2 separate regions of the Mus musculus genome follow, and region 1 is linked to region 2. Evidence: chromatin contacts called from ENCODE POLR2A ChIA-PET data. All regions are on one chromosome and are shown on one strand. Each heading gives the region's core, a stretch centred on a gene start or an enhancer-like site at or near the end of the contact. The rest is flanking DNA. Distances are from core to core; before and after follow the strand shown. Region 1 holds the start of Tmem107 (transmembrane protein 107). Region 2 holds the start of Rpl26 (ribosomal protein L26).

What was found. ChIA-PET counts read pairs that join two places held with the same protein, here RNA polymerase II (POLR2A).
Region 1: POLR2A ChIA-PET joins it to region 2 with 16 read pairs in embryonic stem cell. The contact joins the promoter of Tmem107 here to the promoter of Rpl26 in region 2. POLR2A ChIA-PET finds 5 or more read pairs at or near these places in 3 of 5 experiments (Patski and embryonic stem cell).

Annotation. Positions count from the first base shown.
Region 1 is chr11:69,068,963-69,074,842 of GRCm38, reverse strand. It overlaps Tmem107 (transmembrane protein 107), which reads right to left and starts at 4,034. Exons shown (of 5, transcript NM_025838.2): 1 at 3,810-4,034; 2 at 3,552-3,619; 3 at 3,369-3,469; 4 at 2,324-2,420; 5 at 1,550-2,097. The coding sequence starts at 3,896. The coding sequence ends at 2,028. Snord118 (small nucleolar RNA, C/D box 118) reads right to left here and starts at 1,417; the gene lies at 1,281-1,417.
Region 2 is chr11:68,899,292-68,904,933 of GRCm38, reverse strand. Rpl26 (ribosomal protein L26) reads right to left here and starts at 3,368. Exons shown (of 4, transcript NM_009080.2): 1 at 3,310-3,368; 2 at 2,492-2,664; 3 at 1,615-1,755; 4 at 400-569. The coding sequence starts at 2,659. The coding sequence ends at 441.

The DNA.
Region 1 (5,880 bases), core at 2,785-5,284, 170 kb before region 2:
TGAGACAGCTGGTGGTGGTGAACGCCATTAATCCCAGGACTTGGGAGGCAGAGGCAGGGGGATTACTGAGTTCAAGGCCAGCCTGGTCTACATACAGAGTGAGTTCCAGGACAGCCAGGGCTACACAAAGAAACCACCCTGTCTCTGGGGGTGGGGGTGGGGAGGTGTTTTGAGAGATTTGCCTACAAAAAGGAGCAGACTTTCTGGGGTCAAAGGGGCCTGTACTTCACAATCCAGGTAACAGAGGGTGATGCTAAGCATTCAGCAGACAGAACTGTTTCAAGCCTGCAGCTGCTTGGGGAACTTCTCAGGCTGTGCTCAGCCTCCATCCCGAGCTGCTCCACCCTCTTCACAGCATTGCTCAAGAGCTGGGCCAACTTGTCCATCCCTACAAGGGGCAGTAATTCCTATTGTTTTGTTGGCGAAAGGGTACTTACTACTCAGCCCTGGCTGGCTGGAAACGCACTTCGTAGACCAGGCTGGCCTTGAAGTTGTGGCCCGCCTGCTTCTGTCTACTGAGTGCTGGTATTGTGGGCATGATCACCATTCCTGGCTGCTTTAAGTTTGTGACACTGAGGATTTCACTCAGGGCCTCAAGGCATAGCAAGTATGCACTTACCAGTGAGCTAGCTGTATCTTCAGTGTAAATATAACCTACTTAATTGCAAGTTCACACTGTTTAATTTAAGTAAGAGTTCGGTTTGGCAACCTGTCAGTAAGGCTCCTGGAAAAAGAAATGTTTTCCAAGTTCAGTAAGACAAATGCAAGGGTGTGGGTGTGGGCTTCTCCCAGAGCTGTACTTAAGTTTCTCAGCAATAGCTGAGACATATGTAACATTTTGGTGACTCTGAAACTTATTTTTTTTAAGCATGTACCACAGTTTACAGGATTAAATAAGTCTGGGAGTACTGTAAAACTTTTTTGTCTCTGTATGCCAAAGCTGAGTATAGGTCATATCACATCTATTTTCTCAGTACTGTTAACAGGGCTTTGCCTATGGTAAGGAGATCATTAAATTGAATGTGGGGAAGAAGACAAGAGATGCTTTAGGTAATAGTTAAGGAATTATCAGAAAGCACCTCCTGGCAAGCATAAGGAGTGGCCATGGGTGCTTTCCAGGAGCTGGGCAAACAACCAACAGCCACCTTGATGGCATTGTTTACCATAGAAGTGAAGACCTTAAAACTATGACTGGCCAGTTTAGGACAAATTATAAACAGCACACAGTCTGGCTGTAAAGGTCTACCAATCAGCACATTGGAAAAGTGTGATCGCCAGGGAATCAGATAGGAGCAACCAGGATGTTGTCAGGTCCTGATTGCATGGAAATGCTAATCAGCAGATCATGCAAGCTCCAATCATCATTTTCTACTGCCCTCCGAAAGGAGGAACAGGTAAGGATTAACCTCCTGACGATAAAAGGCAGAGGGAGCCCATTGCTAAATAAGTAGAGACATTTCCTATTAAAGGAAGGGTGAGAATACGTCACTTTAGCACGAGCCCAGTGACTTACAGTTCTTGCAACGCAAGAATAATATCTATTTGCAAGTCGTTTGAAGTATTTTATTCTCCATTCGGCACAAAAAGGGAGAAACAAAACCATCCCAGAATGCTCCCCTCACACGCGGCAAATTAGAAGCGCTATGTGAGATAGTTATTTGCATATCCCCGCCCACTCACTTCCGCCTAGCTTCTAGCGTAAAAACCCAAATAGAAGCATTACTTCTAGCCCTAACCACAAGATAAAAGCCTTTATTTATACCAGCCTCTTGGCCCATCCAATGGTCTTCTGAAAAATAGTATACGCCTTGCTCTTGTTATAAAATAAATTTTATTACAAAACTCTAATAAAATTATAATCCAAGATTTGAGAGATCTTATTCCAACACTGCCATCCTCTGCTTAGCCGCAGTTGGGAGGAGCAAGGGACTTGGGCGAGAGAAAACTGAAGCCTCTGCCTTTTTCTTGCAGCAGTGGGAGGAAGCTTCATCACTTTTCCAGCCTTGGTCCCTACACCCGGATTGTGATCAGAAGGGTTTCTTTTTCAGCCCAAAGACAGCGATGAATAATGCAGTTTCAGTGACAGCTGGGAAGGCGCTGTGAAAAGTACGGGGCCGCGGGGGAGGGGGGGGAGTTAGAGCCCCTTCCAACCCAAACACTTGAACCTCCAAACCTTATATGCGGGTGGGTTAGGGTGGGTATGACTCTTCAAAACTCTACCAATTTCACATGTGCAGGAAAGGTCTAGGTGGGGGAAACCTTCAGATTTGGGATCGATTTTCCACCACCCCCCCCCATTCCAAAATATTGGGTGCTAGGGCACCTGCAGAAGGTAAAAATGTACCAGTACGTGGTACATTCCCATCGCTCGAATACGAAGAAAGACAGGGCCACAGACGCGCTACAGTGGGCTGCAATGGCTTAACAATACAGAGGGGGTCAAGGAAAGTAATCGGTTCGTGATGGGCCCCGTTGGTACCTGGACTTGGGTTCAGCTTGTACCCTTCCCTTAAGACAAGCGCCAGAGTTGGCAGCCAATGCCTTCTGAATTTATGGACAGTTATGTGTAAGAGACCAGAGCTGAGTTTGCTTTGATAGGACCTCTCCCTGTACACTCTGTACACTTCTGGGAAGGTTAATGTCATATATGCCCTAGGCCACACAAGAATACCTACAGATCTGATACACTGGGGATTTCTCCAGTGCCCTGGTCTTCCTTGTCCACAATTCAAGAGTAAAGAGCTACCTTTTTAAAAACACAAACAAACAAACAAAACAAAACAAGCCAGGCAGTGGTGGTGCATGCCTTTAATCCAGCACTTGGGAGGCAGAGGCAGGTGGATTTCGGAGTTCGAGGCCAGCCTGGTCTACTGAGTTCCAGGACAGCCTAGGTCTACATAGAGAAACCCTGTCTTAGATAACCTAAATATATAAGTAAAATAAGATTTAAAAAAACCCAAAAAATTCACCTGCCCCTGCCTCCCGTGCACTAGGATTAAAGGCTTGCAGAACCACACCTGGGCTCTATTTTCTTGGTCCCTTCTGAGTTCCCATAGTGCTTTGTATTTTACACACACCTACAAGCATACTGTTTAATCACACTGATTTACAGATGTTTGTCTGCCACCTCTTCAAACGGGATAAAATGATTTTACTCCCATCCAGGGATCGCCAGAACCTGGCTCACATCCGGATTTAACGAATGTTTGAAGTCTATTAATTCCCCAACAGTGTCTAAAACCTCTCACCTAGAGAGAGATTCGGTTTACCATGTAGAGCAGACACTTGTGCCCCAAAGGCCTACAGAGGTGGAAAGAGTGGTAACTGGGATGAGTCACCTGAGGACGATGGCCAAATAAAAAGGATACAGAGGAGGCTCTGGGTGCTATTGAACATGGAGACTCCTGAGAGGAAGCCAGCCAGCTCCACTGCAAAGAGGCCCAGGGTGAGACAGAGCGCGGCTACCAGCCTGCAGAGAGAAAAGGGCTTGGACCAAGGTTTCTGGATTCTGTTGAAGACCCCTGCACTCTCACCCCGCCCCAAGAGCTCACTGGTTGTCCTGCTTTTCGTATTCCTCCGGGGTGAATTTGAGAGGCAGGCAAGCCTGGATGTTGCTTTCCTGGCGAGCCGGGCAGAAAGAAAGAAATGTCAAAAGAGGAATGGGGCTGCGGGGACAAGTTGGGAAGGGGCCGGGGAACGGAGCAACGAACGGACCCTGTGTGAGTGGACTGAGCTGAGCTGGGTCCACTCCAAGATGAGAATGGGAGGGCCAGGAGGGCACGCGCACGCGCGCCCTGTCCGCGTCTTACCCGGGACCAGAACAACGTGATGACAACCACCAGATGAGCCAAGAGCGTCAGGAACCGAGAGGGCACGAGCCCGGAGATCCGACCCATGGCCTCGGGGGCCTCGAGTGGAGGCCGTGGGTTTTGAGGTTGGAAGTCTGGGGTGGGTCACTCATCAAGTCTCCCTGAGCAAGCAGGCCAGACCTCTCTACTTAAGTGTCCTTCCCGCGCGCTCGGGCGCCGCCCGGCTGCCATGGTAACTGCGTCCGCAAGCGCCACGCTGCTGCTTTCGGAAGTCTCGCGATAGTGCTGCTCCCTCTACCAACGTCTATAGGCGCGGTACGTGAGCCGTTGATGGACCCAAGAGGATGCAGCCAGAACCACCAAATCCTCCCTTCTCCTGTGCTTCCCACTCACTGCCTTGGGCGCTAGGAGTCGAGGGGACGAACGAGGAGAGGCTGATGCACCGAGCTTGTCCCAGGGTCAGGCTAAGTCCCCTAGCCCCTGGTTGTCAGAGGACTCCCCCTTCCGCCCTAGAGCAAAACTTTGCCGAAGAATGACTCTAATTTCTTCCTAAATAACTTGTCTCCGTGTCATGAGAGATTTGCCGAGTGCAGAAATGAGCAGCCTTGGGATGGTTAAAATTGGATGTGGGTGAGGTGACTGCCTCGGGAACCGAGGGGATCTGAAAGGGTGAAGAATGGAGCGGGGGACTGGAACTGCTTGCGCTTAGCCTAGGCTGGGACGCTGACCCACCACCGATTTCACTCTTGCTCTGAGTTGTTAGGCCCCGGACATTGCTCAGTTACAGACCAAGAACCTCTTCTTAGGGTGATGTGACCGATTTGGGGCTTCGGATGAAATCCCTGCAGATCGGAGAATCGGAAAGTTCTCAGCACTTTCCAGTTCACAATCAAGTCCCATGTCAATGGACCTCCCATCCCACTTGCACTCTCTGGTCCCTCCATTCCTTTTTCTTTGTGCCTCTAAACCAGCCCAAAAGACAAGGCTCAGGACCAGAGGGATTTCATCTATTCAACAAATATTTGATGTCTCCCAGATGCCAGGCACTGTGCCCCAAATCTGAGAGTACCTCGATAAAGTCCCTCCAGGTTATATTCTAGGTGGGGAGATTGATAACAGCCAAAACAAGAACAAAACCCAGCGAGGTAATGCGTGCTATAATTTTTTTAAATTAAAAGATAATACTAGAATAATATCAAAGGGAAGCTTTGAAAATAGATACTTCTTAAATTTTTGTTTCAAGGAATTGGCAGAGAGAGAGAGGAAGGAGGTGGAGGAGGAGGAGGAGGAGGAGGAGGAGGAAGAAGAAGAAGAAGAAGAAGAAGAAGAAGAAGAAATGATTCTGTCTCCCTAAAGTAATACATGGGGTTCCCTTTCCTAAGCCAGTTAAAGGTCATGAAAGACAGACTGGAGGTCTTCTAAATGAACGGGGGGTAGGGGGGTGTCTAACTGAACCTGAGATCCCAAACCAGGCAAAAGAATTGCCCCCCCCTCGCCCCCTTTTATTATAAAAGACTGAGGTGAGATGCTTGGCAAGTTTTGTATAGGGTTTGTAACTTAAACAACAGCATTGTAATCATGTAATTTCCTGATTTTTTTTTTCAGTATTGGAGATAAGCTCCAGGCCTCTTACATATAGGTAGGTAAGCACCCTCCACTGAGCCATCCTCCCATCTTCCCTTCTGAGACCCTATAGTATTATCAACGCAGAGAATGGCATTCTAAAACACAAAGAATAATCTATAGCATTGAATGTCCTTATATATTCAGCTCCTACTTATTGAAGCTTCTGCCTGTGGGCTGCACTGGGGATCAAACACAGGGTATGGACCACGCTAAATGATTACTTTACTACTGAGCTCCACTCAAGCTCCTATATGGTGAAACTATAACTTTTTCATATAAAATTGAGTCTTAAGCTGGATAGGGGGAAACACCTATAGTCCCAGCATTTGGGAGGTGGGGGAAAGAGGTTTAGAAATTCAAGGTCATGCTAGGTTATATAGTCAGCTCAATAAAAGGAAAAAACTAAAATGTCTCTACAAAAAAAAATGTAGAAATGGCTTAGTGA
Region 2 (5,642 bases), core at 2,119-4,618:
TGCCCTCTTCTGGCTTCTGTAGACACTGCAGGGATTTGATATACAGATGCACACACACAGGTACAAATAAATGTCAGGGTTCTCCCAATATTTTAGGCCCTATGAGATGGTACCAGCCTCCAAGACCAAACAACCTGTAAGACTCACAAGGTGGGAGAACTGACTCTTAAGGGTCCTTTCCAGGTACCAGTCGATTAGGAATATTTTCAACTGGCTATTCCTATAAATAAGGGCCATTCCAAGGTTTAAATTCATCATAGCTCCTGATTCCACATAACTTGTCATAGTGCTATCAGACCATCTGAGGGTGGCTGTCCTTTCCAGACCCCAAAGACTGACACAGAAGCAGAGTAAGCCACAGAAAACAAGGTACTTGGAAAACACCACACAAGACAGGACTACTTAAGCAGTCTTTAATGAAAGCCGTGCACGAGATGTCTCTACTCCTGCATCTTCTCGATCGTTTCTTCCTTGTATTTGCCCTTCTCCTTTCCTACTTGTCGGGACTTGGCTTTCCTCTCCAGGATCTTCTTGCGGTCCTTGTCCAGCTTTAGCCTGGTGATAACGACCTGCACAAAAAGAAGCAGCCCTAAGCTTTAAGCAACAACGTAGGCCCAATTACAGGTCCCACTTTCCATTCCCTGAACCCAGGGTAGTAGATACCTAAATGTCTCTTTCTAAAATACAAATGATGATGCAGCTTTGGAGCAGAAGCTCAGAGTTTATCCAGCTAGTCTAATCTTATCACTTGCTGCACTAAGGACCAGAGACCAAGAACTGACCACTGCATTTTCCTTGAAAACTGAGCTAGTGGTGGAAAGCAAAAACCAAACCCAAAAACCACTACAATGTTACATACAGAAAATGTTCTTTCTGTTAAAGGTCCTGAGTTCAACTCCCAGTGACCACACGGTGGCTCACAACCATCTGTGATTGGATCAGATGCTCTCTTCTGGTAGTATCTGAAGAGAGCAACAGTGTACTCATGTACATTAAAAGACACCTTACATGGGGCGTGCATTGTGGCACAGGACTTTAATTTCAGCACCCAGGAGGCTGAGACAGGCAGACCTCTGAGTACCAGAAAAACAAAAACTCAGAGCTCACTAAGGTCATGTGCTGGGCTGGAGAGAGGGCCAACAGACCCACATCTTTGATCTACATGGGTTCCACACACACAGAAGCAACCATGACATGTACTATGTGGTGGGGAAGGGAAAGAAATCATGGTACAATTTTAATACTGATGTTGTCTGTCGGTCTTTTGGGTTTTCTGCAGTTTGAAAATTACATTTTTAGCACTAATTTAAGTCTGAGAACCCCCTTAAGTGGTTGCTGTGCACATTAAACAATCCAATCACAAATTTGGAATAACTGACATGAAAAGTATATATAGGACAGGTATATGTATTATGGGATGTTCTACTTTGGCTTATATAATCAGTTTATGGGATCACAACCTCAGCTCCAGGTTGCTTTTTACTGCCAATACCTTAAGCCCACTTCATAATGGTGTTATCAATGGCCTCACTGATCACAGGGGCCACTTGCAGGTGCCATGTAAACAGCAATCAAGCACCAAAGCTAGTGGTTTCCTCCTTCAAAAACACCCACCTTGCTGGGGTGGATGCCCACATGGACGGTTGTGCCATTAGCCTTCTCTCGCTGGACTCGTTCGATGTAGATGACGTACTTCTTCCTGTACACTTGGACCACCTTGCCAATCTGCTGGCCTTTGTAGTGTCCGCGAACAACCTGAGTGCAAGTGAAAAAAAAACTGAGCAAGGGCTAGAGTGTAACCCAGAGAACCAGAACTGCCGAATCATTCATACACTGTGCACCTCCAGCAGACCCACACGTCCCCTTTTTGGGGTGGGAATGGGGTTACTGGGACTCAAATCCAGGACCTGTATATACAAGGTAAGCACTATGTGAACAGTGAGCTAAATCCCCAACCTTTTCATCTTCACAGACTGGAAACAAACCAGGCCAATCACCTATAGCAAAGAAAGGCTTTCTAAATAACAGACAAATCAAGACTGTTGCCATCCTATAGCTGTTTTCAACCCATGTCGATCCTCCCAAAGAAGTGTTTCATTTTATTAAGTATTCTTAAAAAGTGTTAAGATGTGCCAGTCTCGAAGTGCACACCCTTTATCCTAGGGCTCTATCTTATCTCTTTTCCAGGTCAGCCAAGGGCTACCTACACAAAGAAACCCACCCTGCGTTCTTTTAAAGACTTCCAGAACTTACCAATCACTAGCTATAAATTACAGCTACAGATAATCTCTCCCCAATAGAGCTAATAGAACCCCACACAAAGACATTAGCAAACCGCTGAGGCAGGACCAAAAAGCACACTGCTTTCCAGTTCTTTTGATGCAAAGCAACCCTTTCATACATCAAATGCAGGTTTTCTCACCCCCCCCCGCGCCCCCCAAATAATCGTAAAATTCCATTCAGCTTCGCCTCGCCAAGCAAGGACACATACCTGAACTTCGTCATCCTTCCGAATGGGCATAGACCGAACGTTATACTTCTGTCTCAGCTCTTTGGAAAGAGGGGAAGACATGATCTTCCTCCGAATGTGAGAGGGCGCATTGAAATGCCGTTTGCGGTTCTTGCTTCGGTCAGAAGTCACGAAGGGATTGAACTTCATTTTGGCTTAAAAACAAACAAAAAAAACAAAAACAAAAACCAGAAGACCCTTTAACGTTTCAAGTCTCAACCAGTTCCCTAAACAGCATCAACTCCACTCTGAAAGCACACAACGTTCACTGGAAGGTATCATGCTCGGTTACTCCAGACCTTCCCATCTGAGGGTTTTTTCGTCTTTAAAGACTGAAAACAAGATGAAGACTCTGCCATTAGTAACACCTATCCTACTTTTAAACTTGACTTTCCAACTTCAGCATCCCGGGAGGGTCCTACACAGCGTCGGTCTTTACCTTCTCATTTACCGCTTCTGGTGCTCTGCATTTTGCCCCCCACTTGAGCATGGAAGCAAGGGCGGATCTCCAAGCCCTCCCAACTGGCGAGAGGGCAACCGCACGGCTGACCCGGGGCTTATGATTATTTAACTCCATCTCCATGGGCCCCGCCGGCCTTCGAGTCCACGAACCTGGTCCCCTTAACCCTCTCCAGCCCCGCGGGCCCTGGCTAGGAAAGACACGGACCGAGCCCGCCCCAGTTCGGCTCCCTGGCTGATGCCGGGCCAGCAAGGCCGTCTCGGGGCCTCGGGACAGAAAAGCCTCCTCGCCTCGCCGCGGATGGCTGCGGATTACCAGCGACAACCCGCCGAGAACTCACCGGCTGCGATCCACCGATGGCCGCAAAAGGAAAGAGAACTACACGCGACTTCCGGTTCTGTAAGTTGCCGCGAGATCTCGCGAGAGTCTCGGAGCGAAAGGGGAGAGGAGGTTGGGAGAAAAGAAGAAACTAGGAATGGGAGTTTAGCGACATCTAGCGGCTCGGAGGGGGACTGCGAGGGGTCCTGACGTCATCCCTCGGAGGTGTGCGTGGTAGGCTTAGTCCTCTGGGGAAGGCAGTGCTCCTGGGATGAAGAGGGTTGCTTAGGGACGGTAGGCCGGCGTGAGAGGACCTGGGGGACCTCACCCTTTCATTCCTGGGCTCCGGGCGAAGCGCAAGACCTACTTTTAGGCGCCGAGTGGCTCTGGGACCTTGGCCAGACGGTTACCTCGGTGACTTGACCCATAGGAGTTAGTTCTTATAATTAGCCCCAGCCGGCCGCCCCCACATCTGGGTAGACTACTCTGGGTCCTTCTGCGAAATTGAGACCATCCCTCACCTGGACGGAAATAGGTCTTGGCCCCCTGATGATGCCAAGTTGCCGGTTCAAATCACACTTAAACAAACAGACCCGAGGCCAGATCCCCCGGAGCTCCCGGGGACTGGACCACCAACAAAAGATTACAGGCTCCGGTCACAAACGGGGCAGAGGATGACCTTGTTGGACATTAGTGAGAGGGGCGGCCCTTGGGCCTGAGGGTGTTCCATGCCCCAGTGTAGGGGAATGCCAGGGCGGGAAGACGGGAGTGGGTGGATGGGTGGGGGAGGTAAGGACAGAGGGGATGGGATAGGGGAGTTCCGAAGGGGAGACCTGGAAAGGGGAAAACATTTGAAATGTAAATAAAGAAAATATCCAATTTAAAAAAAAAAAAAAGGAAAAGCCGGCATTGGTGGCGCCTGCCTTTAATCTCAGTACTTGGGAGGCGAGGCAGGCGGATATCTGAGTTCGAGGCCAGCCTGGTCTACAGAGTGAGTTCCAGGACAGCCAAGGCTACACAGAGAAACCCTGTCTCGAAAAACTGAAAACATGAAAAGAGAAAAAGAACGGAAGAAAGAAAGAACGGAAGAAAGAAAGAAAGAAAGAAAGAAAGAGAGAAAGAGAGAAAGAGAGAAAGAGAGAGAGAGAGAGAAAGAAAGAGAGAAAGAGAGAAAGAGAGAGAGAGAGAAAGAAAGAAAGAAAGAAAGAAAGGAAGAAAGAAAAGAAAGAGACACGGGGTGGGGGGACACTCTCATCGCAGACAGGTGTACCCTTTAAAACTATGACCTCAACCCCCTCCTGAGAGTTCTCGGTTCCAGATCTGATGGAGGTAGGTCAAGGGGATCCGATTCTCTGCAAATGGGTTCGGAGGCATCGGTTTCTGTAGATAATATAGCCGTCATGCTAACAGGAGGCACATACTGTCTTAAGATACAGGGAGCTTACGGAACACTAGGCAGGACACACTCTTCTATACCCTTTCACATCACTAACGTCTTTAGGCTGATGCAGGTGTACTGTCCTCAGTTTACAGAGTGGATAACTGAGGTACGGAGCAGTGACAGGAAGGTGCAAAGGGACACAGGACCTATGACTTCTAGAGAAGTTTAGAACCTATGAGGCTGGCTCTCCGGGTCCCCCTAGAAACGATATGACTCGATATCAGAGCTACACAGAGAAATCCTGTCTTGGGAAACTCGATATGACAGTTCCTACAAACTGTCAAGTTGAAGAGCGAGAAATCATACCTTTGAGGGTTCAAAATAGAGTCATCAGTATTCATGATTTTAAAATAGTGTGTTGTCAAATATTCTGTAAGAGAAAGAGCCCCAATTTTATATGTCACTGAAAAATTGAAAGCTGGGTTTGCTGGTGCACACCTTTAATTCCAACGTTTGGGAGGCAGAGGAAGGGGGGTGGTCTCTGAGTTTGAGGCCAGTCTGGTCTACAGAGTGAGTTTCAGGACAGTCGGGGCTACACAGAGAAACCCTGTCTTGAAAAACAAGAACAAAACCAAGACAAAAAAAGAAAGAAAGAAAAGATAAAGAAAAGGAAAAATTGAATAAAACCTGCAGCAGTTCTATTCAATAAATGCTTGTGGTGTGTCCTTCATAAGCTAGCCTAGAATACCGGGGTGACAAAATAATTCCCGGTTTGTGCTTGCAGGAAGTCATGGTCCAAGAGGGGAGACAGGCACGGGAAGCAGCAATTTGGGATCACAGGAAGCTTGAACCCGCTGTCTTTAGCTTTGGGGTCAGGGAGGTGTGTGCAGTGAGGTAGGTCACCCTTGGGTGAGGTTTGAAGAATGTTACACTTAGCTCCTCGAGGCAGTGGGGTAGCTTGAGGACAGGCAAGT